4 separate regions of the Homo sapiens genome follow, and all the other regions are linked to region 1. The links are chromatin loops, found by intact Hi-C in ENCODE. Cell type or tissue: heart right ventricle. All regions are shown on one strand. Links, peaks and the distances in the headings refer to the core of each region. The heading gives the core; the rest is flanking DNA. Region 1 overlaps SFMBT2 (Scm like with four mbt domains 2). Region 2 overlaps SFMBT2 (Scm like with four mbt domains 2). Region 3 overlaps SFMBT2 (Scm like with four mbt domains 2). Region 4 overlaps SFMBT2 (Scm like with four mbt domains 2).

Evidence for each region. A loop is a pair of places that touch in the nucleus more often than their neighbours do. Peaks named below come from ENCODE experiments on the same cell type or tissue, not always from the same donor. Only the 100,000 strongest peaks of a DNase experiment are listed, where the experiment ranks them.
Region 2: it touches region 1 in a loop (3-fold over the local background); 22 of 110 quality-filtered maps call a loop at or near these places.
Region 3: a loop joins it to region 1, with 2.7 times the contacts of the local background. A loop is called at or near these places in 23 of 110 quality-filtered maps.
Region 4: it touches region 1 in a loop (2.3-fold over the local background); 11 of 110 quality-filtered maps call a loop at or near these places.

Annotation. Positions count from the first base shown.
Region 1 is chr10:7,257,179-7,263,016 of GRCh38, forward strand. All of the region lies in intron 7 of SFMBT2 (Scm like with four mbt domains 2), which reads right to left. Among named protein-coding and RNA genes, the nearest start is that of SNORD129, 73 kb to the left of the region's middle. RefSeq lists an enhancer at 1-828. In heart right ventricle, for the core only: a CTCF peak has its summit at 3,393; DNase peaks (open chromatin) are centred at 2,161 and 3,523; H3K27ac peaks cover 2,271 bases.
Region 2 is chr10:7,343,494-7,349,331 of GRCh38, forward strand. All of the region lies in intron 4 of SFMBT2 (Scm like with four mbt domains 2), which reads right to left. It overlaps LOC124902372 (a long non-coding RNA gene), which reads right to left. Exons shown (of 2, transcript XR_007062049.1): 2 at 4,648-5,838. Among named protein-coding and RNA genes, the nearest start is that of SFMBT2, 65 kb to the right of the region's middle. In heart right ventricle, for the core only: no CTCF peak of the experiment used is centred there; a DNase peak (open chromatin) is centred at 2,448; H3K27ac peaks cover 1,273 bases.
Region 3 is chr10:7,330,961-7,336,798 of GRCh38, forward strand. The region is part of intron 4 of SFMBT2 (Scm like with four mbt domains 2); the gene reads right to left. Among named protein-coding and RNA genes, the nearest start is that of SFMBT2, 77 kb to the right of the region's middle. In heart right ventricle, for the core only: no CTCF peak of the experiment used is centred there; a DNase peak (open chromatin) is centred at 3,261; H3K4me3 peaks cover 707 bases; H3K27ac peaks cover 2,308 bases.
Region 4 is chr10:7,307,835-7,313,672 of GRCh38, forward strand. The region is part of intron 4 of SFMBT2 (Scm like with four mbt domains 2); the gene reads right to left. Among named protein-coding and RNA genes, the nearest start is that of SFMBT2, 100 kb to the right of the region's middle. In heart right ventricle, for the core only: no CTCF peak of the experiment used is centred there; a DNase peak (open chromatin) is centred at 2,480.

The DNA of each region.
Region 1 (5,838 bases), core at 1,839-5,838:
TGGAAAAAGGAGTATGGACAAACTGCAATATCTTGGTGTCCTGACTTTATAGTTTTGGCTTATGTCTCACTTTTTTCACTTAAAACAGGGGTCAGGAGGATCCCACAACGTCAGAGCCTGCCCTGGGTGCACTCACTACCCACGGTCACCCACCACTTTCAACATCTGCCTCTGATGAAGTCCCTGCCTTGCCAGTGGTTGCTGTGCCTGGAAAGGGACAGCACCTGATTCAGGAGGAGTGAACCATCGCTGCGGGAGAAACACACCTGCCTGGATATAGTCATCATGAGTCAGCAGCAACTCATGTCTCTGGCAGGTGCCAAAGCTTCAGGGTGAACAGCAAAGTTCTTTATAAAATACAGTATACACGTGGCTGTGAGTATTAATCTACAGACAGCAATGGAGAGTATTACTAACAGAGAGACAGGAGAAAGAGAAGACAGAAAAGAAAGAACATTCATGTCTGCTGGGCCTGCCTGAACTTGACTCATCTCCACATTTACTTGAGGGGCTTGAAGAACCGAAGCTTATGCTTTTAAAATGTCACTATGTGGCTATCACAGACTCCGAAAATAGCTAATGCCTCTTCCCATCGCCACTTTATTAGATAAATACATCTCACATGATATAAAATTGTGAAAGATGAGGCACAGGGGAGAACAAGTTCTCATTAATTAATACAACAAAATTAAAATGTACTTGGTGAGGATTTTCATGTAAAAACAAAAAAGGCAGTGAAATCATCCTTATGCAGAAACCAAATTCTTTTTTCATTGAGGTAGGGTCTCTGCCACCCGGGCTGAAGTGCAATGATGCAATCAAGGCTTGCTGCAACCTCCGCCTCCCAGGCTCCAGCAATACTTCCACCTCAGCCTCCCGGGTAGCTGGGACGACAGGTGTGCACCACCATACCTGGCTAATTTTTTGTATTTTTTGTAGAGATGGGGTTTTGCCATGTTGCTCAGGCTGGTCTCAAACTCCTGGGTTCAAGCAATCCAACCGCCTCAGCATCCCAAAGTGCTGGGATTACAGGCGTGAGCCACCGTGCCTGGCTCCAGGAACCACATTCTTAACCTGAGTTCCACAATCAAAAGCTGCAGGAAATTCTCCCTCTGCAGCAGCAATCTCAGTGTCAACCTTCGGTCCTTTGCTTCTTCCTTTCGGCTTATTTGGATATAAAATAAAATAGACAAAAAACAGATATAGGATTCACCCTGCCCAGTTTTTTTAAGCAACAAAATCTTTTAGTGTATTGTACTTACACAAAAATACTGCACAGTATATAATTTTTTCAGTTCCAACATGCCAGTTTTTTGGTCCAAAGGGAACTCAAATATTGCATGTGCTTCTTTTCAAGGCCTCCATTAATCTGCATAATTTCTAAGACTAGGCTTCAGTGAAGTCAATGGAAGGTTTTAGTTAGTATTACATTCAAATTAATATATAATGAGCTACGCTTTAATTCCTCTATTCGTATCAGCATGCCAGGTCCCGCTGAAAAAACCATCCAGAACCATTTATGATATCATTCTTCTTTTGTTTTACCAATGACCTAGTGCTCAGATGTTCATTAGAAAATTACTCCCGTAATACTAGTTTCATTGAAAAACAGATATTAGGAGGCCAGCATTTATTAAATCAATAGTATTATGACATTTCAATTTGATCACACTGATTTCAATTTAGCCAGTGAAGTATTTGTAACAAAAATGTAATTTTAAAATCTATTGCTGAACACTAATAAGCATTTCTATTTTTTACTTACAGAGGTAAAGAGCGATTTTGTCTAGTAGCTGTGCATTCAATCAAGTTAAAAAATAGTAATGAGAAATTTAGGACCGTAGTATCATAGATCACAACCTGAACCACACAATTTACAACAGGCAGGATGTGGTGGACGCTGAGGGGGCCCCTAAATGCATTAACTCAACTGCTGTCATGGAAACATGACGCCAGCATGCTTCACAGAAAGAAGCAAGAGCTGGGAAGGCGCAAAACTTCTCCACCCAGCAGTCTGAGCTTCTGTTTTGCCCTTCCCAGACACCAACGTGGAGGCCAGTAAACACAGAGAGCTTGCAAACCCCTCTACGTGCTCTGCCACAAGTGGGAAGCCTCCCCACTGGAAAGTGCCCACTGCCAAGCAGCCTGGACTGGATCTAATAACAGCTTCAGTCTCCAGAGCCTTCCTCACACCCCAGCTGCCCTCGGCTCCCTCCATCAACCACTTCCAGGTGAGAAACAGGGATGGTCAGCCTCAACACTATTGGCCTTTGGGGGCCAGAATCTTTGTTGGGGGGCTGTTCTGCCACTGTAGGATGTTGCAACTGCATCTCTGGGGTCTATCCACTAGATGCTGACTGCATCCCCCACCTGGGACAACTGAAATGTCTCCTGGCTTTGCCACATGTCCACTGAAGGGCACATGCCCCTGGCCCCTGAGTTGAGGACCACTGATTCAGATTCGGTTAAGAGAGAAGTCAGGTATCGCTGATGAGACACCTGACCTTGTGGTCTCCTCCCCCTACACTTCTGATGAGCTTCCTCAGCATCAGTGGATTCTCTCTGCCTCTGTCTCCAGCATTAACTCACTCTAGTACCCACCCTTCAGCCCCTTGGTGTGATCAGCAGTGCCAACCAACCCTGTTAATTTTGACTCACTCTGATGCTGTCTCAGCAAGAACTGGAAATTCACACTTACATTTGTGCCAGTCTACACTGCAGACCCGGTGCTGCCAGTCTACACTGCAGACCTGGTGCTGCTGTTACCCTCCCACTGCCTCCACTTTGAATGTCTAGTGTATAAGATTCAAAGATGCTGTTATGAATGACAGCAATAACCATAAACAATGGTGACCACAATATGGTGGTACAAGAGGTGCTTTGCATGCACAGGACAATAACAATAACTCAAGTACTCCTTAACCCACTGCCTACTACCACTATGGCAGCAATGGGTTCTCTGTTTGCAAGGAGTAAGCAATCATTTCCAACCTACAGACAAGCAGACCAGTCACCTGAAATGGTACTGGTCCCCAAGGAAGCCTTTATCTATTAAAGGGCCTTCTCACACAAAGACCAGACAGAAAACCCTACTCGACCTGGTATAAACCATAAGGAAATCCATTATCTCACACAGCAAAGGGGTCCAGAGAAAAGGCAAGTGAATAGAAAAGCCTGGTGAACAGAGCCATGAGCAATGTCAGAAATGGCCTCGGTTCTTTTCATCCTCCTCCTTCCACACCCTAAATATGACAGCTTTCCCCAGTCCAGCTCCTCCCTTGTGGGCTCAAGATGGCTGCAGAAACTCCAGGCCTCTCAGGCAGAGCAAGGCCCCCTCTTCCCTATGCTGCTTCTTCAAAGCAAGGAAACCTATTCCAGAAACTACCAGCAGATGTCCTCATTTATTACTGACCCAAATTGGTCACAAATCTCTCCCTAAGCCAATCACTGACAAGAAAAATGGGGCCACTCTTCCGGCTTACACCACTGGTTCTAATTCTACACAGGCGGCATCTACCACATTCCCCAGTGCAGACAGTTATTTGGCAAGGGGCAGGGGCAGTTGTCACTTAGTACAATAAAAAAATCATCCTGGCCAAAATCCCAGGAGAGCCCTCGTCAAAAGCAACTGAGTAATAAGGAGTTGAGCAACATACTCCAGTTCAAATACCATACTGAATAGGCAACACTGAATACTCTCAGAATTCATTTTCTGGTTCTTTGTTATAATAATACTGAGTTTGCGCAGTCTTTAAATACCCCAGTTTAACAAAGAAACATTAAAAAAAAAAAAGTGTGGCCTTGGGTTTGAGGTACGTCTGTGCATCCTGGCTCACCCATGGTCTCTCTGTATGAGGTATGACTAGAAATTAACTTCTCTGAGCCTGGCAATTCCTGAACTTAACCAGTAAGACTCCTGTGCCTCTCGAGTCAGGTTACTGTGGGGATGTGAGATAGTATATGCACAGTACCCAGCACAAGGTCTGCAGCCCGTGGGTGCGAATCACTAGAAACGCTCACCAATTCACTGCAACACTTTCCAATGAAGAATGGTTTTTGAGTTCCTATGATTCATCTATGGCTTCAATTATGTTTTTCCTTCGTACCTTTTTATGCTATCCCGAAAGGTCTGAAAGGTTAATGCATATTCCAAAAACGTCCTCAAGGTGAGTGGCTTATCACACAGAAAGCCAGGGTTTGTAACACTCTGGCCATGCCTTGGCTCCCTGTCCCATTGTTTATAGACCTGCAGTCTCTCAGAATCTTCGGATGCTCAGCAATGACTGAGGATCAGGGAGTGCATGAATCAGTACAGACTCACAGGCGAAATGACCAAATGTTCTGATCCCTTTGCCGGGTGGGGGTTACGTATGCAGGCATGTCTGGATGGATTTACTTTTAGGAGAATCCAGATGCCGGCAGGGAAAAGAATAAATCCTGTTGTGATCTAGAGACTTTGCAGGTCACCACAAGTGCAAGATCTTGTTAAATATTAAGGAGCTTTAAAGCAGGTTTCCACTCTCCTAAACTGAGCCTTTCCTTTCATCAAGTTGTTAAGTGCAGGACATCATATATTCATGTAAAGGTTTATCTGACATGTTCGTGCTGGCCTTTCTGGTTATAAATGGCACTGGCGACAAAACTGGAGGCAGATTTTATCTTATCCTTGACTTTATGTCATTGAGACAGGCAGATTCAAAGTAGGGTGGCTGGCGGAAGGACGGAAGAGAGAAAGCTCAGGAATGAACAGTCCCCACACCTTTTATTGACACCCAGCAAAGTAGGCCAGCCTCCTCAGTGTGCCCTCCCTGGGGGCAGGGGTGACAGCGCTGAAGGGCAAGGCCCGGTGGCATGGCCACACCACTGGGCTCCCCTTATTACATGGGGTCCTCATTTTCCATTAGCTCTCAAACCTCTGAAGTCCTAAAGTTAAAAGAGAGAAGCTCAAACTTCTCTTTACATCAGGTTTCTCCCTGGAGCAAGTGTCTGTTCATGAAAGGCACTACGGGGCTTAAACGGGTGGCCTAACTTGCAAAAGGATTGGTGGTTTTTTAATGTTTTTTGGAGGGGGGATGGGGGAGCCACCTCCAAACAATTTTACCGTGGCTTAAATCCACAATAAGATCTTCTGTAGATAAAAGAATTATAATCTTTTCTTAATTATTTTTATTAATAGAGAATGGAATAGAAAATGGCCCAAAAAATAAAAAATCAGGCACAATGATCACTTTGAAATGTGTCTAGTTTTATAAACAAGAGATGTATCCCCTTTGCACACCTCCAAATCCCATACACCAATTACGCTAAGTTCATGCTAATATGATCTCACCCTCCCTGCAAGTTCCCCGGGAACTGGCAAGAGCCAGAATTATCCGCGGTAAGCAGAAGCCATTTGGGAGTGAGAACTCCCGGAGCAGATAACTGAAAGTTGACTAAATTCTTAAATTCTTAACGTTTAGGATTAAAAGCAAGTTGCTATCTAACGGACTGCAGACAGCGGAGCTCAGGCCCCAGTGATCAAGCAGCTGCGATGGCGAACTCTGTATAGATCTGGATTTTGCGATTTTTATAGTTACATTTATTGTTTGACCAATGTTGCCCTCTTTAGTGTGTCTCTTATAAGATTTTCTCCAATACTCATAAAAACTAGATGGCCCCGCTGGTCCTTTTTTGCCATGGAATTCATGTGCTTCAGTTCAAGTACCCAGAACAGGCAAAGGATCCCACAGATGAACCCCACCTCGCAGTTCTGTATGTTGCCAGGGACGGGTATTCAACGAACTGGACTTCTCTGGGGTTTTCCACCCAAAGAGATTCTGTTTAACAAACCTCTTCAAG
Region 2 (5,838 bases), core at 588-4,587, 85 kb after region 1:
ACATTCCCACCAGCAGTGTTTAAGCATTCTCTTTTCTCCACAACCTCGCCAGCATCTGTTATTTTGTGAATTTCTTAGAATAGCCACTCTGACTGGTGTGAGATGGTGTCTCGTTGTGGTTTTGATTTGCATTTCCCTAATAATTAATGATATTGAGCATTTTTCCATATGCTTGTTGGCCATGTGTATGTTTTCTTTCAAGAAGTGTCTATTCATGTCCTTTGCCCATTTTTTTAGAAGCCTTTCTACACAAGAAAACCATACTGATGTTGGTGGAATAAGGTGATGGTTCTAACTTAGAAGCAAACCGTTAAGACCATGGGGACTTTGGGTTTGAGGGGGCAGAAAATGTGACGTTATCACTACAACATCTTCAATGGCTGTTCTGTTCCTCCAAGAATCTTGGCATGGTTGTTGGATAACATCTCCTGAGAGTTTAGATGAGATGAGAAGAGAAAATATTCATCCCTAATATTATTCTCTTCCACTGGCCCAAAGATCATAGGCCAATTCACAATTATTCATATGCTCTGAAAGATACCACAGTAAGCTATAATTTGACTGAAGTAGTCAGGGGCTTTTTCGTGCCTTCCTGGTTTAATCTCTTGTCCTATTTGTGCATGCACAAGTCAGCTTCCTAGGGGAAGAGAGGAAATATTTTTTCTGTCTTTTCATATCCCTAACACTGAAGTATTAGGCATTTTTGCATTTCATGGGTTAGGAAGGTGAGTTCCGTGTGGGTGGACAACTGATATGGTTTGGCTGTGTCCCCAACCAAATCTCACCTAAAATTATGATAATCCCCATGTGTCAAGGGTGGGGCCAGGTGGAGACCATTGAATCATGGGGGCAGTTCTCCTCATACTGGTATCCTGATAGTGAGTAAGTCTCACAAGATCTGATGGTTTTATAAAGGGAAGTTGCCCTGCACAAGCTCTCTTGCCTGCCACCATGTAAGACGTGCCTTTCTCCTCCTTTGCCTTCTGCCATAATTGTGAGGCTTCCCCAGCTATGTGGAATTGTGAGTCCATTAAACCCTTTTTTTCTATATATATTATCCAGTCTTGGATATGTCTTTATTAGCAGCATGAGAACTGACTAATACAACCACCATGCAAGAAGAGAGGGAATCAAGAAAGTTCTCATTTGGCTGTTCTGTCTATAATTTATCCCTATTTTTTAAGAGCTATGGGCCAGGCGCGGTGGCTCATGCCTGTAATCCCAGCACTTTGGGAGGCCAAGAAGGGTGGATCATGAGGTCAGGAGATCGAGACCACAGTGAAAACCTGTCCCTACTAAAAATACACACAAAAAAATTAGCCGGGCACAGTGGCGGGTGCCTGTAGTCCCAGCTACTTGGGAGGCTGAGGCAAGAGAATGGTGTGAACCCAGGAGACGGAGCTTGCAGTGAGCCGAGATTGCGCCACTGCACTCCAGCCTGGGCGACAGAGCGAGACTCTGTCTCAAAAAAAAAAAAAAAAAAAAAAGAGCTGTGGCACATGGATAAAGATGATACAAGAGAGTTGTAATGTGATTTCAGGCAATCAGGAGAAAAAGGAGACAAACAAGGAAAGTGAAAGAACCCTGACAGGGCTTCACAGAGAGATGGAGCCAGGAACCTCCGTGGAGGGAACAGAAACCACCACAGAATCAGAAAGCTGAATGGCTTCCCTGGGGTCTGCAAGTGAGACACCTTAGAAGGTGCCAGGGCTTATAAAAGACAAATTCCATGTCCCAGACCTTGTAGCTTCAAACGACCTCTCTAGATGTCATGATGTCCCTTCAAGACCATTCTAAATACATAATTATCTCCTACAGAAATAAGAAAATTACAGTTTAATAAACTAATAACTACAAAAATATTTATTTTTACTTGTTGTTTTGAGACAGAGTCTAGCTCTGTCACCCAGGCTAGAGTGCAGTGGCAGGATCTCCACTCACTGCAACCTCTGCCTCACAGGTTAAAGCAATTCTCCTGCCTCAGCCTCCCAAGTAGCTGGGATTACAGGCATGTGCCACCACACCCGGCTAATTTTTGTATTTTTAGTAAAGACGGGGTTTTGCCATGTTGGTCAGGCTGGTCTCGAACTCCTGACCTCGTGATCTACCCACCTTGGCCTCCCAAAATGCTGGGATTACAAGCGTGAGCCACCGTGCCCAGCCCAAATATCTTTTTTACATTCTTCATTCTATGGCCAAGTCTACAACTACAGAAGAGTTGGAGTATCAACAAGCTGCCTAGCAGCAAATAGCCACAAACACAGAAGTGTGTCCTTCCCTTCTCCCCAGACCCATCAACAGATGGTCTTAACCGAGTGTTCTAGAATCTCCTGCATAAATGGCATTCACCCTTCCTCCATGTCTTCACAGCGACACAGACACTAGCTGGAACGGAAATCCTCTGGGAGGCAAAACTTCCACTTCAACATTCCACTTCGAGTGCCAAGAACAGTCCCTGACTCTGGAATAACGGGTCACTGCTATTTCGCAGAGCACTCGGTTGCTACCATGTGTAGGACAAAAATAAAAGCACTGAACACCTTAACTCTGTCGCCCTCACCCCCCCGAAATTCCCTCATTCTTCCTTGCTTCAAGATTAACGTCCAAGCAGCAGAAGCTACTGGCCTAATTTTGAGCCTGACATTTGACTATATGCATCCTATAATACACACTGTATAATTTTTGCTCTTATCCCCTTGTGCAAAGTGATTGAATCGAAACATTTTAATCACCAGCCTTTTAAAATAATCTGTTGTGTTTTGTTTTACTTCTAGACACTTGTAGGATCTTTCTGACCCCGGTGTTCTAACATTTTATGATGCTGTGTCTTGGTGATTGCTTGCATTCATCTTAAACAGTAAAAACCAGATTGAAACAGAGGACATGAAACAGAGGATGTGAGCAAGACACGGGTAATTTTTAAAACAAACCTTTTAGAACCGTCTCTTACAAATGTTGTGTACAGGTAACATCCATCTCTTTAAACGTTAATGCAAGGAAAAGTGCATCCCCTATTCCATCAACAGCAAAGATCACGTGTTAAAAATCTACACTGGTGTATCAACTATAGACAATACATTTTGACTCCCAAATGAAGGAAAAAAAATACCATTCTCTTTTACATTTTAACACTCTTACATTTTCCCTTAGATGTTTTCCAAAGATGAACTAGTTATCTTTAAAAATTTTTTGTAGGCTGGGCAAGGTGGTGCACGCCTGTAATCCCAGCACTTTGGGAGGCCGAGATAGGAGGATCACTTGAGGTCAAGAGTTCGAGACCAGCCTGGCCAACATGGTGAAACCTCCTTCTCTATTAAAGATACAAAAAAAAAAAAAAAAAAAATTGGCCGGGCATGGTGGCAGGCGCCTGTAATCCCAGCTACTCAGGAGGCTGAGTGAGGCAGGAGAATTGCTTGAACCCAGGAGGTGGAGGTTACAGTAAGCCGAGATTGTGCCACTGCGCTCCAGCCTGGGCGACAAAACCAGACTCTGTCTCAAAACAAAACAAAACAAAACAAAACAAAACAAAACAAAAATGTGTAGCTAAATGAGTTGTGACAGAGACTAACTGTCCCCCAGGGCTTTTTTCCCTCCCTTCTTTGTTGTAGGAAAAGCAGCCTCCCCATCCCAGGGATTTTAGCAAGGAGGAGCCCCACAGCTAGGGAGTACCTTTCCCAGTCTCTTTGTAACTAGGTAGGGCCTGGTGGAATCCCAGGAGACCGAGTTTTGCTAGTGGGAGGTGAGCTGCTGTCCCCAGCCTCTCCCTTTCCCTCTTTCTTGCTGGGCAACCTGGAGGAGAACCAGCCTTCCACCATGCAGACATGGAATTTGGAAGAAAGAGCAGTAAACTTCTAAATTAACTTGAGCCACAGCATTTTAGGGCCTTTTGGGAACAGCAGTTGTAATCCTAACACATAAACCACACCATCAAAGCCCTCACATCAGCTGGAAGCAAAAATCCCTCAGGAAAAGGGGAAATTTTGAGAAAGAAAAGTAGAGAATCCATGAAGAAAGGATAAAAGGGACCATGAAATTTAGAAGGAGAAAAGAAACCCGCAAAAATGACCAAATCTCTTTGTTTTTAAAAAACACTTAAAAATCTTTATAGTGTTTGAACATAGTATTCACATGTAGGTAGCGTAGAAAGATGCCCCTCTAAATGGAAAACAGCTTCTTTTGTTAGCAGAAAGAGGAGATAAATTGGGAAACTAAGCAGGCAAGCATCTCAAAAAAAATTAAATTTGATCTAAACATACTGTACTTTGATGAGGAAGGGCCACGGCCAATTATGGTAATAGAATTTTTAATTGACACTTATTTGCTGGTTAGTTATTCATGTCAACATTCACCCTGCAGAATCCTTCATAGAAATTCACCCAAGAAGGGCACATAAATACATACACTTAACTGAAAAAACCATTAACGGTACTTACAAATCTAAAGATCCATTTGGGATCTAAAATTAATTTTGATGGGCTAACAAATTGCACATTAGATGTAGAGATGAAAAATGTAAAGTACATACTGCTTTCTTCATTTCACAAAACAAATCTAATGAAACATTACTCCAAATAACAGTACACCCGGCATATAAATCATCATCATCCCTTCATCTCTACGAGTCAATCAAACATTTGAACAAGAAAAGAAGTTCTAAAAACATTTTATTTTCTTTGGAGCTTTTCAAAGGGTTTGGGTTGGTTTATGTTTGAGGGTGGTGGGAGAGGTTCGTGTGGGATCGGGGAGTTGTTTCATTTCGTGACGGTCTCGAAGAAGTTTTGAGACATCCTTTTCTAAGAAATATGTTGAACAGAAGCTGATGGCTTGACATCACTCTCTACTACAAAAAAATAATCACAGATGGTTTTAATGGCTATAACTTGCTCCTATAATCCATGATGGGCTTTGGGGGGCTCTTCATAACTACTGTGTAAATATGTCATTAAGGGCTTTTCAAAAAATTGACATTGTTTAATCAACTCTACTTAACAGCTCTGTTAGTTGAGAAGAGATCATCAGAAAAATAATTAGGAAAACCTTCAAAATCATACTAATCTTCAATTCTTTGATACTTCCTCTGATTAAATCTCCTTGGAAATACAGGTTGGCTACTGTAAACTCTTGCTGCATAACCTAAGAACATTTTAAAAGACAAACATTTAAGCCTCATGTTGTATAATCATTCTATCTTCTGTTGGATGTAACCAGATTTGTGTTCATCTTCAGAAAGCAGGCAGATTTTTTTTAAAAACTGCTTCCTATCCATCCTTTTTGAGAGAAAGGCAACTTCTCCAATACAAACGCTGTTTGGCTTGGATATAAGCTCTTTGGCACATTTCAGTTTCCGTGAATGGCAGGGAACCTGCCACGGTCATTTCTGCAGCCTCAGGCTCTCAGGGTGTTCAAGTCCTCAGAAGTGGTAAGTTCCATGTCTTGTCACCACCATGACAAGGATGAGACCTCCAAAAAGGACATTTGGATGAGAAATGGAGAGAGTCCTGGTCACAGAGATCCCAGGTCAAGGATGGTCACCCACCCATTCTCCACCTCTCTGACTCCGCTTTCCTTCTCACTCCCAGGTCTCATGAATCTGTGACAAACCTCCCTATCCATTTTTAAATCCCCTCTCTTGAAATCACAAGAATCACAGACCTCTTCCATAATCCCAGAGATCATAAATGTGAAAATGATCTAAAACAAAATGACCCGGCATCAATCAAACCTGTTCTGCTCGATCTCCAAATGGTGTGGAATGGCACGTGTGATGGAATGCTCAGCACAGACTGCCCAACTCTACAGCCCCCAGGAATTTCATCCCAACACAGTCTCAGGCTTGGT
Region 3 (5,838 bases), core at 1,245-5,244, 73 kb after region 1:
CTGTCCAGCTCCAAGGCAGGTCAGGACACCTTGATGCAGCCAGGCCTCTGTCCCTCCCTCAATGCCTGGCCTAGCACAAGGATAGGTATTTTCTTCTTTCTTAAAAGCCTTCTCAGTTAATATTCCTCTGTGACTTCTTTGGTACTTGTATTCTGACACAAGTCCTCCAGCCTACCAAGGCTTCATTATAAACCATGTCATTGTAAAGAAGGAAAAATTACACTGTGAGTTCTAGCTCAGAATTCCCCCATAGGCTAAGACCTTCTCTCTGCCTTTCATCACTCGATGGCACACACCATTAATTCTCAACACACTGTCTAACCAGGAGTCTGTTGATGGGTAATTTTTTAATAGGGAAATCATTCTCACTATCCACTGGGACAGGAAAGCCAGGTGAAAACTGTGATCAGCACAATAATCCTGAAAGACAACCTTTAAACATATCTATCCAATTATGCTCTTGAATCTAATGGTCTTTACCTTATAAAGACAGGATGTCAGAGTCGGAAAGTCATTTTAGTTCATTAAACCCAGGCATCTTCCCAGGAGAGGATCAGAGACTAAAAGGCATCCCCACATGCAGAACTTTTCAGAAGAGCACCTGTCTCCTGCACCCACCACTGCCGCCCTGTCCACTGTGGTGGTAAAGATCCTTCCTCTCTTCCTGCGCCCCCAACACTGAGAACTTGCAAGCTAGTCACATCCACTCAAGTCACAGATGAAGTGACTGACACCCAGAGAAGCATGACTTGGGCTTCACATGGGACCCTGTGCGCATCACTCCTGTAATCCCAGCACTTTGGGAGGCCAAGGCAGGCGGTTCACCTGAGGTCAGGAGTTCAAAATCAGCCTGGTCAACATGGTGAAACCCTGTCTCTACTGAAAAAAACAATACAAAAATTAGCCGGGCGTGGTGGTGCGCCCCTGTATTCTCAGCAACTCAGGAGGCTGAGGCATGAGAATCGCTTGAAGCTCAGAGGCAGAGGTTGCACTGAGCCGAGATCATCACACCATTGCACTACAGTCTCCTGGGCAACAGAATGAGACTCTGTCTCAAAAAAAAAAAAAAAAAAAAAAGGAAAGGTGAATGGTTACAGCTCTTCCAGACCTACAGGTCATCTACCGCCGAAGTCATCTGCGGAGTGATGGTCACCTATGGAGGCTACTGGTATTGGCTCTTGGTACCAATGAGCCACTGGGTTTCTGTGTGTAACTGCAGTTTATTGTAGGTTTCTACAGCTGAGACTTTTCTACTTTATTCTGTTTCTTGCAAGTGTTTCAGTGGATGAACTTCAATAAGGCTGAGAAGAGTGGCTAAGAGAGCATCTAAATCTACATCCAAATGAGAGAAGACGCTACGAATGTGTGTTAATAAGACAAAAACAGGGCTCACCCAAGGCTTGACATAAAAGACATGCAAAAGGGTGCTATTCATCAATAGCAATTAAAAGCTCTACTATTTATGCATATTCTTTAATAGTTTGCCTTAACTGGGGAGGGAAGGTGCAGAAAAAGGAATTGTTCAATAAGTTAACTTTTTAAATTAAACAGACATATTTATTTGCGCTTGTAAAATAACAAATGTTTGAGAAATTTTTACAATGTTCACTTCCTCCCCGACCCAGCTTATAAAAATGCTTTTTATTAAAACAAGCCAAAGTGAAAACAAGTCTACTGGGCCCATTGATTTCATTCTCCTAGGAAAAAAAAATTATTTCACTAAAACCTAAATATTTCCATTAATGTCCATGACAGAATTGCAAGAACAAACACACAAATAGAGAACCAGTCTGAGGTCACTATTCACAGCACAGCACTGGGTGCAGGCAGCACCTTGGAAGCCTTAACAAAGGAACTCAGAATAGGCCAAAGAGAAATTACACAGTGAGTCTAATGGAGATGAGGTTTTTCTTTTTTTGTTTTTGAGACGGACTCTTGCTCTGTTGCCTAGGCGGGAGTGCAGTGGCATGATCTCAGCTCACTGCAACCTCCGCCTCCTGGGTTCAAGTGATTCTCCTGCCTCACCCTCCCGAGTAACTGGGATTACAGGCGCACACCACCACGCCCAGCTAATTTTTGTACTTTTAGTAGAGATGGGGTTTCTCCATCTTGGCCAGGCTGGTCTCAAACTCCTGAACTCAGGTGATCCGCCCACCCTGGCCTCCCAAAGTGCTGGGATTATAGGTGTGAGCCACTGCGCCTTGCCAGAAACAAGTTTTTCTGATCATACTTTAGCTTCATGAGAGCTTTATCAACTTGAGAGATAAGGAAAAATAGAAGACTAGCACAAATAAAATATGGGTAGAAAAATTCAGATATCTTTTGAGCCCAATAACTTCTTCAAATAAAGGTTTAAGGACACACCATAATGCCTGGCATATTACAGGCACCTAGTAAATATCTGGTGGATGAGGATAACTTTGAGGCTTACCTTTTTTTTTTTTTTTTAAGGGACAGGGTTTCACTTTGATACCCAGGCTGGAGTGCAGTGGCATGATCATAGCTCACTACCACCTCGAATTCCTAGACTCAAGCAATCCTCTTGCCTCAGCCTCCCGAGTAGCTGGGACCACAGGTGTGTGCCACCATGCCTAGCTAATTTTTTTTTTTTTGGTAGAGATGGGGTGTATTAGTATTTTCTCACGCTGCTAATAAAGACATACTGGAGACTGGGTAATTTATAAATGCAAAAGTTTTCATTGACTCACCTTTCACATAGCTTTCTCTCTCTCCCCCACTCCCTACACGGCCTCCCCGCTTTCTCTCTCTCTCTCTCCCCAACACCCCGCAAGGCCTCCCCACCCCAGCTCCCCACAGGGCCTCCCCGCTTTCTCTCTCCCCCACTCCCGCTTTCTTTCCTTCCTCCCCTTCTTCTTTTGTTAAATATCGTCTTTCTTTAAGGCTCACACTAGGAAGCGCTGGTGTTGCAGAAACACGGGAAGGCAGGAAATGAGTTTGGGAACAAATAAGTAAATAAAATCTGGGGAAAGCACACATCTAAAGCACTCTTCACCCTTCACAGTTTATCTGGGGAAACTTCATATTTCAAACGTATTTTGTGAAGTGGGCCTGACAAAGCAGACACACACACCGGATGTGCTACGCGACGGCTCTTCCCCTGCCTCCGACAACAGGGAGTTCATCTCAGGACACGACAACTCATTGCTGACGATGGGAGCAACATGATGGTCTATCAAGAGGAAAAAGGCAAGCGTCATCCACAGCCGGCCTGGCCGCTGACAGCCAGGCACCGTCACATCCACCTGGCCTGGAGAACCAGGCTCAGAAACCCACCGTGCAGCCTCCGAGAGGCCACCCCCTCCACCTTCCCAGTGACACAGCCAAAGCCACCACCAGGAGCCTGATGCTCAGACACACAGTTCGGCCTGCTGTGTGCTGCCTTCCGTGTCTAAGAGGCTGCCTCTTCATCAGCTCCCCATCACAGCTAACGAAACCTCTTTGGAATTAGCTCCCAATCCTTAACTGTACCAAAATGGAACAATACAGGAAACGAGAAGTGTCATTAAACGGGGACTAGAACACTGTGTCCCTGAGTCCCACAACCAGGACCACAACAGAGTGTTTGTTCCTAAAGGTTCCTGATCATACTCAGACCTTATAAGTGAGCTGCTCATTAAAAGCGGGACCTGTCACCGATACAGACATTAACTAAAGCATTATTCCATGAGAGGCAGGGTAAAAGGATTTCCGTGGCTCTTGACAAACCCACTAACGCAGACCCGGCCCAGTGTCCCAGCGCTCTTCCTCTGACTTGCCGTTTCCCACTGTCTGCAATTGTAACTCGAGTGCTTTGGGCTGCCTTGCGGAACTCAGCTTCATTTGTTAACCTCCCTACGGAGCTGAGGCCTGCACTGCATCAGAGACAAGCGTGAAGTTCCAGGACGACAGGAATAAAACCTAGAACCTGCCATCCAGGAGTTTACCAGGGAAATGATCACAGAAATTAACACCTGAAACAGGCCTGACACAGCCAGACAGAAGCTAGGGAGGAATTGAGGCGGGAGCATAAATCACCAGGATGCTTTAATGTTCAAAAGAAGCCGGAGGGGGGAAAAGGAATCTATTTGGGGATTTAGGCAAAGTTTGGGAGAAACTGATCTTTTTCTATAGTGGTCAAATTCATAGAAAGAGAAAACAGAACGGTGGTTGCCCAGAGAAGGGGGTAAGGACTGGGAACCACGTTCAACATGTAGAGAGTTTCCAATGGGGGAGAGGAAAGCACTCCGGCCCATGGTGATGGCTGCACGACAACGTGAATATAATTAATGCCACCAAACTGTACAGTTAAAACTGGTCCACATTGCAAATTGTATGTTATGTCTATTTGACAATTTTTAAAATCCAAACAAAAACCATGACCCAACTTCTTACAATCCAACTATATCACACTATCTTAGGAGGCATCAAATGCAGACGCAGCTCACCGGTATAATCTATAGAACAGCATTACTTGGTGACCCCAACTGCTACTTGCTTCTGGAGTAAGCCTGCACCCCCGGTTGCTATGGAGAATCTGCAGACCACCACAATTAAAACGTCCAATAAATTTCTCTTTCTCAAAAAAGTAACACCTTAAAAGATATTCAGAAACAGAAACAGAAACACACACACACACACACACACACACACACACACACACAACCATATACATAAATTGCACAGAACACTTCATATTAACTTAGAAAAGAAATCCATCCTGCTCTGTTGTATAGGATTGGTGACGTCCTCTAAATGAGCCAAAATCCAATCCACATCAGAAATAACACTTTCTGTATCTCAGGCAAAAGACACTACATTCTGTGGACTGTAACGTAACAAAGGATTAAATCTGAAAGCAACTGGCCAAGCGTTCTCACAATGGCCTTCTAACCTAATTGTTTTAGTTATTAAATCTATCCTCAAAATATTTTTGTCACTAATACCATATGGCATGATGTATAACTAAGGCCCTTCCAATAGACTCAGCCACTAAAAAGAAAAAAAAAGAAAATACCTCAAAGGAAGGACAAACACTTCTTTAACAAATATTTTACTGGCTAGTACAAAGTATCAGGCAGCACAGAAAAACTGAAGTACTTAATATTTCCACCCATCTTAACTCAGTTCCAACAGTTTTTAAAATCTTAAATCATTTGTAAATTAAATATTGCCTTGAAGTAATAAAACGCTGTAAAATATGTTAATTGAGTCATAAAAGCCTACTTTCCTGCATAATTATGTTTTACTTTTCTCCTCACTGATTTCTTTACACTAGAATTAGCTAGGATTCTCTCTGGATACAATAGTAATACTTGGCTCCTGCAAGAGTTTTACAGATAGTAAAAGCCCACAGCTGACCGCAAAATTTCTAGACTGGCTTGCCTAAGAAAATCAACACTCATGGGTCTTCATGGCAGAGCCACACCACCAAACTTCAAGGCAACTTTTGGAGAATGTTTTATTTATCTTGCATCATATGAGCAAATTAAAATGAGGCAGAAGAATGAAGAATCACTGGAAATGAGATGTAATGAGATATCAGGATAAGGCTGGGCACAGTGGCTCAAACCTGTAACTCCAGCACTTGGGAAGGCTGAGGCGGGAGGATCACTGAGCTCAGGAGTTCAAGGATGCAGTGAGCTATGATCATGCCACTGCATTACAGCCTAGGTGACACAGGGAGACCCTGTCTCAATCAATCAATCAATCAATCAATCAATCAATCAGAGAGATCCGGATAGTGAATGACTAGGGAACTAACATTGGGGGAACTGAGGGAGTAATCAAATGAAAAATGTAACAAATTTATGAGAAGGTTAACAGGGAAAGGCCACTGAG
Region 4 (5,838 bases), core at 1-4,000, 49 kb after region 1:
AGAATTTCCATCCACTAAGAAGTCATTAAAAAGAAAACTACAAGCCACAAACTATTAAAAGCAAGAATTTCTGCTATAATATCACATATCTGTTCCTGAAAAGTGTCCCATTTTGCAAATATGAGTGCTGAAAATAAGACAGCTTATTAAAACTAAGGTTTAGGGAAGAATTCTCAAAGCCACATAACTTACAAAAATAGTAATAATCCTAACATCCTCACCATAACATTAGCATGTAAGCCAGGTGCAGCAGCTCGTGCCTATAGTGCCTGAGACTCAGGAGGCTGAAGCAGAAGGACTCCTTCAGTCCAGGAGTTTGAGACCAGCCCAGGCAACAGAGCAAGACTCCATCTCTATAAAAACATTTTTTTTAAATTAGCCAGGCCTGGTGGTACACGCCTCTAGTCCCAGCTTCTTGAGAGGCTGATGCCATAGGATCATTTTCAGCCCAGGAAGTAGAGGCTGCAATGAGCTATAATTGCACCACTGCACTCTCCAGAGCGATGGAGAGAGAGACCCCATCTCAAAAAACAAACAAACAACAACAAAAATTTAGCACCTATTAAAAGGCATGTTACATACCTAATAAATACTACAATAAATTTAGACCTTTTCCTTAAAAAAAAAATTGAAAGGTGGAGGTCACTTGATGGAGAGAAATATAAGGAAGGGTTGAAAATGCTACATTAATGGGGCCAAGGACAAATGTCCAAGGATGCTGGAGATGGGGACATAAAACTTCCAAGAAAAAGCACATGACCCAAGGTCACCAACAGAAAGAATGTAAGGTGAATGGCAATGTGATAGTCCTGGCTCCCCTGCAGCTCTCTCATTTCAGCTGTGCTAAGGTAGCTGGTGATCAGCGGCTATTACTTGATGTAAAACATTAACGTGCTGGGGAAGCTACCGGGAAAGTGGGCCCACTTTTACATTATGCAGACATGAATGCTGTACTTACCAGTTACACATGAACTCTCTCACACTACAGAAGCCTGCACAGTAAACAATCAACTGATTCTGCAACACATAACTAATGCCGGATCAATAAAGAACTACAGACCAGTAGAAAGAAGAAAAATGAGCAAAGACACTTACGCACTTCCCAGAAATGGATATCCAAATGGCTAGAAAACATGTGAAAGGATCCTCAAGTTCAATGGTCATGACAGTTAATTTTATGTGTCAACTTGACTGGACCACGAGGTGCCCAGATATTTGGCCAAACATTATTCTGGGTGCATCCGCGAGGGTGTTTCCGAAAGAGGCTAACATTTGAAATTGTAGACTGAGTAAAGTGGACAGCCCTCCGTCATGTGGATAGACCTCATCTAATCAGTTGAAGAACTGCATAGAACAAAGGGCTAACCTTATTCCTGCAAGGAAGGGGGACCTTCTCCTGCCTGAATGCTGGAGCAAGACGTCGGTCTTTGTCACTGTTATGAAGCGGCTGTGTAAACATTTGTGGACTGACCAATATCTGTTCACATAATCCATGTCAGAGATTGATGGTCTCATCAGCCAGGTACACATTGTCCAGGTCTGCTGCCTCTCAGTTAAAGCCACAGGGCTGATTCTCACCCGTGAAAAGTGAAGCTGTGCTTTCTCCAAGCTCTTTCTTTCCTATCTCCAGCTGAATGCAGAGGAGGACGAGGCCTGACAAAGATGGCAGGGCCCCAGGATAGAAGATAGCTGGCACATGGAACGGGGGTGTATAGGAAAAGCTGTCTGTCCCTCACATTGGACTGTGACAGGATCAACAAAATTAAACATCACAGCATCAGGCCCTGAGATGTGCTGACCTGTCGCAGCAGCTACTGAGGCACCCTGAACCTGCCCTTGTTACTTACCCTACTACATTTTTATAAGGGAACATATATGCTCGCCTTACTCTCATGTTAAAATAGTAATTCAGTAAATGTCCTACGCATAGCCTCTTACATCCATAATAATCCTTTCAAGAAAGGAGGAGGAGGAGGTGGGTGTCTGTAACAATGAAAAACCAAAGACAATTCAGCCAGAAAAACCAGTAAAGACCAAAAGACCTAAATATGCCCTTAGTAAGCCCAGAGATGGCTCCAGTCTAGACCAGGGTTTTTTAATAGTATCAGCACTATTGACACTCTGGACCACATCACTCTGTGTTGTAGGGGACAGCGCTGTATTCTGCAGATGTTTAGCAGTACCCCGGGTCCTACACACTAATGCCAATAATACTGCCTCCAGTTGTGGCAACAAAACTTGTCTCCAGATATTGCCAAATATAACCTGGGGAACAAAATCCTCCTTAGTTGGGAACCACTGGTTTAGAGAGAGCACCTGGTGAACAGTTTCAAACATCTATATTAACTTGATGCTGTCTAGCCAAATGTCACATGTTGATTCGGTACACAGAAAGACCTCTCCGACAAGGACACATCATGCTGTCCCACGCCAGAGGGGAAATGCCCAAACCAGAACAAGGTGCAAAACCGGGCATGAATGCCAGGCGCTGAGAACTCCATGTCCCAAGATGCCGATTCCAACTGCTGGGATCTCATGCCACGGTTAGTGCACCCCGTGCCCAAGGCACTTACCTTCCTGAGCTGAAAGGTGAACTTTGTTTCTGTCCTACCTCCTCAAGCAATGAAAGAAACAGACAGTGATAAAGGGTACATCTAAACATTTTAATACAGTAGTCCATTCTCTATCTGTTCTAATGAGGAAAAACAGTGATGAAATTGATGAAAGGGGTGGGTAACTCAGGAATCACTGACATTTACTTTTGGCAAAGTCTGTCTGATTTTTCCTCTTCCTAAATGGATCTTCTTCAGAATTTTCTTTTGCTAAGGCTCATATGAAGTTGCTGTGCATTTTCTGACTACATGCTAGCTCCATAGAGGAAACAGGCAGGTTTGAAAAAAAGGCTTCGTGTGCAAAAAATGTCAGCCAGGGCTAGACGCGGTGGCTCATGCTTGTAATCCCAGCACTCTGGGAGGCCAAGGTGGGCGGATCGCCTGAGGTCAGGAGTTCGAGACCAGCCTGGCCAACCTGGTGAAACCCCATCTCTACTAAAAATACAAAAAATTAACTGGGCATGGTGGCGGACGCCTGTAATCCCAGCTACTCAGGAGGCTGAGGCAGGAGAATCGCTTGAACCCGGGAGGCAGAGGTTGCAGTGAGCCAAGATCGTGCTATTGCACTCTAGCCTAGGCAACAAGAGAAACTCCATCTCAAAAAAAAAAAAAAAAAACAAAACAAAAACAAAATAAAACAAAACAAACTAAACTGTCAGCCAGGGTTACAATTACAAAGTTTCCCCTAAAAAAAAAACAAACTGTTTCATTCTAAATCTTAAGATGTCCCATTATACAATCCATGTAATTGTACACAGAACAAATCTCTTCTTCCCAGTCTATCGAGCACCTGAATTACTAAGAACATAATTGCCCTCTTTGAACTTAACAAGATTAATCTAGAGCTAAACATTTCCAATGGCTATCTCTAGGTAGTCCATCTTTCATTGTGACATTTCAACAGCTATACTCTACTTTGCAAACTAACAGATTCTTCCATTGACGGCGACTCGGTATTTTTCTATCTGCAAATTCACCTGCTAAGAATGTAAAGTGATTTTTAAAGGAGAACTTGGCTAATAAATCTATCACATCCTCCATCGTCATCCAAGAGTGACTAACCCACTTGGGTTTATCTTGATTGACTTACAACTCTGCCAGCAGTCGCTCAGCTACACAGAGCAATAAATGATCTCCCTGCAAGCTGCTATGATTAATCACCACCCTTCAGTTAAAGTCAATATCCTACTCACGTCATGTTGACAAAAAGAAAAATTTGGTAATAAGAAATAGATTTCCTTTATCTAGGCTGAAGATATATAAATTACAATCAGATTATGTAGATAAAATACATGAGCTAAATTTATCTGCTGTAAATACACTTGTCACAGCCCTTCTAAATGCCTCTAAAAAAGGGGGTTTATTGAAGTGCCGGAGTTAGTGGGCAGTTGAAGAAAGGCCCGGGCAACAATTCCTGAAAAGGTCATTTGTAACTCATTCAAATTCTTTCTTTTCACTCTACAAGTCGCAAACTAAAAATCTCTTCATTTCCCTGGCCCAGAATGTTTTTACGAAGCACTTACAAAAAATACAGAAAACCAAACACCGCATGTTCTCACTCATAGGTGGGAATTGAACAATGAGAACGCTTGGACACAGGATGGGGAACATCACACACAGGGGCCTGTCGTGGAGTGGGGGGAGGGAGGAGGGATAGCATTAGGAGAAATACCTAATGTTAATGATGAGTTAATGGGTGCAGCACACCAGCATGGCACATGTATACATATGTAACAAACCTGCACATTGTGCACATGTACCCTAGAACGTAAAGTATAATTTAAAAAAAAAATTGCACCACCCTAAGGCATAAGCCATAGGCTTGTAGGAGTAGTAACGGCATCAACAGGGCTCTAGAGGTCCGAGGGAGCCGAGGCCACCACCCAACGCAGCCAAACTACCAACGGGTGAACAGCACGAGCACGTGATGAGTCCAGCAGACCATTATCCACATCTTCACAAGACAGAAGTAAAGCACAAGGGAGCAGCACAGATTTGGGGGAACAGGAATGCTGAGGCCAGAAGTAAAATACAGAATAAAATAGAGGAAAAGAGAATGACGAGAATCCAGAAATTTTGCCTTAGAACCCACATCCTGGACAACCGGCCGGAGACAGCCTCATGTTTCACCCACTCACAGGGGTTTGAACTGCACATAGTCACATAAACATCCAGCAATAATCAGCAAATCAGTAGACTGCAACTGCCCGGAGACCTCTGTTCTCAGCTTAATGGTCTGTTTCGTTTATAGCTATTAGTGATCTTCCTAAGGGGCGTTAGCGAATCACAATGGTGTTTACTGAACCCCCCAGAATAGAAAGTCATGCTGGAGTTATTTTTTCCCTTTAGTTAATTATAAAGTGCTGAAACTGAGATTTTAATTACTTACCAGGTAAACAGACAATATAACCTAATTCCAGAAGGAGAGGGACAGCATTTCAAAGTAAAAACTAGACAGATTTTCTGGGATTGGGGATGCTTCCAGGTTTGGCTCTGCCAAAGGACTGTAATGAGAGGATTGGGGTGCTCCATCCACCTCGGGAGAAATAAACTAAATAAAACACTGAGTTCTGCTCTCAGATATGACCTGCAGCCAGTATTCCCAGCAGCGTTATCCTCATAGCATCCACCACCTCCGTGCAAGATGCTGAGCCCAGAGCCTGTACATCCCATAAGTCATGAAGAAAATAAATTTTAAAATACAGAGAGAATAATACAATTGTTATACATAATAATATATATTATATATAATAACATATAACATTATTTATATAATAAATATAATACAATTGTTCTCAATTGTATTGTTCTACAACGCAATTGCACTGTGTATGGTAAAAACCTAGAGGGGCGAATATAATATTCAACATTGACTAAAAAGTTATGTGACATATCCATACTGCACAGAAGCAATGGAGTGAAATAAGATGGCACGATTGCAGCTCACTGCAGCCTTGACCTCCTAGGCTCAAGCAATCTGCCCACCTCAGCCTCCCAAGTAGCTGGGAGTACAGGTGAATGCCACCAATCTTCGATAGTTTTTGTGTTTTCTCTACAGACAGAGTTTCGCCATGTTGCCTAGGCTGGTCTCCAACTCCTGGGTTCAAGTGATCTGGCCTTCCAAAGTGCTGAGATTACAGGCATGAGCTACCGCACCCAGCCAAACAAACGATTGGGGTTTTTTGTTTTTGTTTTTGTTTTTGCTGTTTTGTTTTGTTTAGAGATG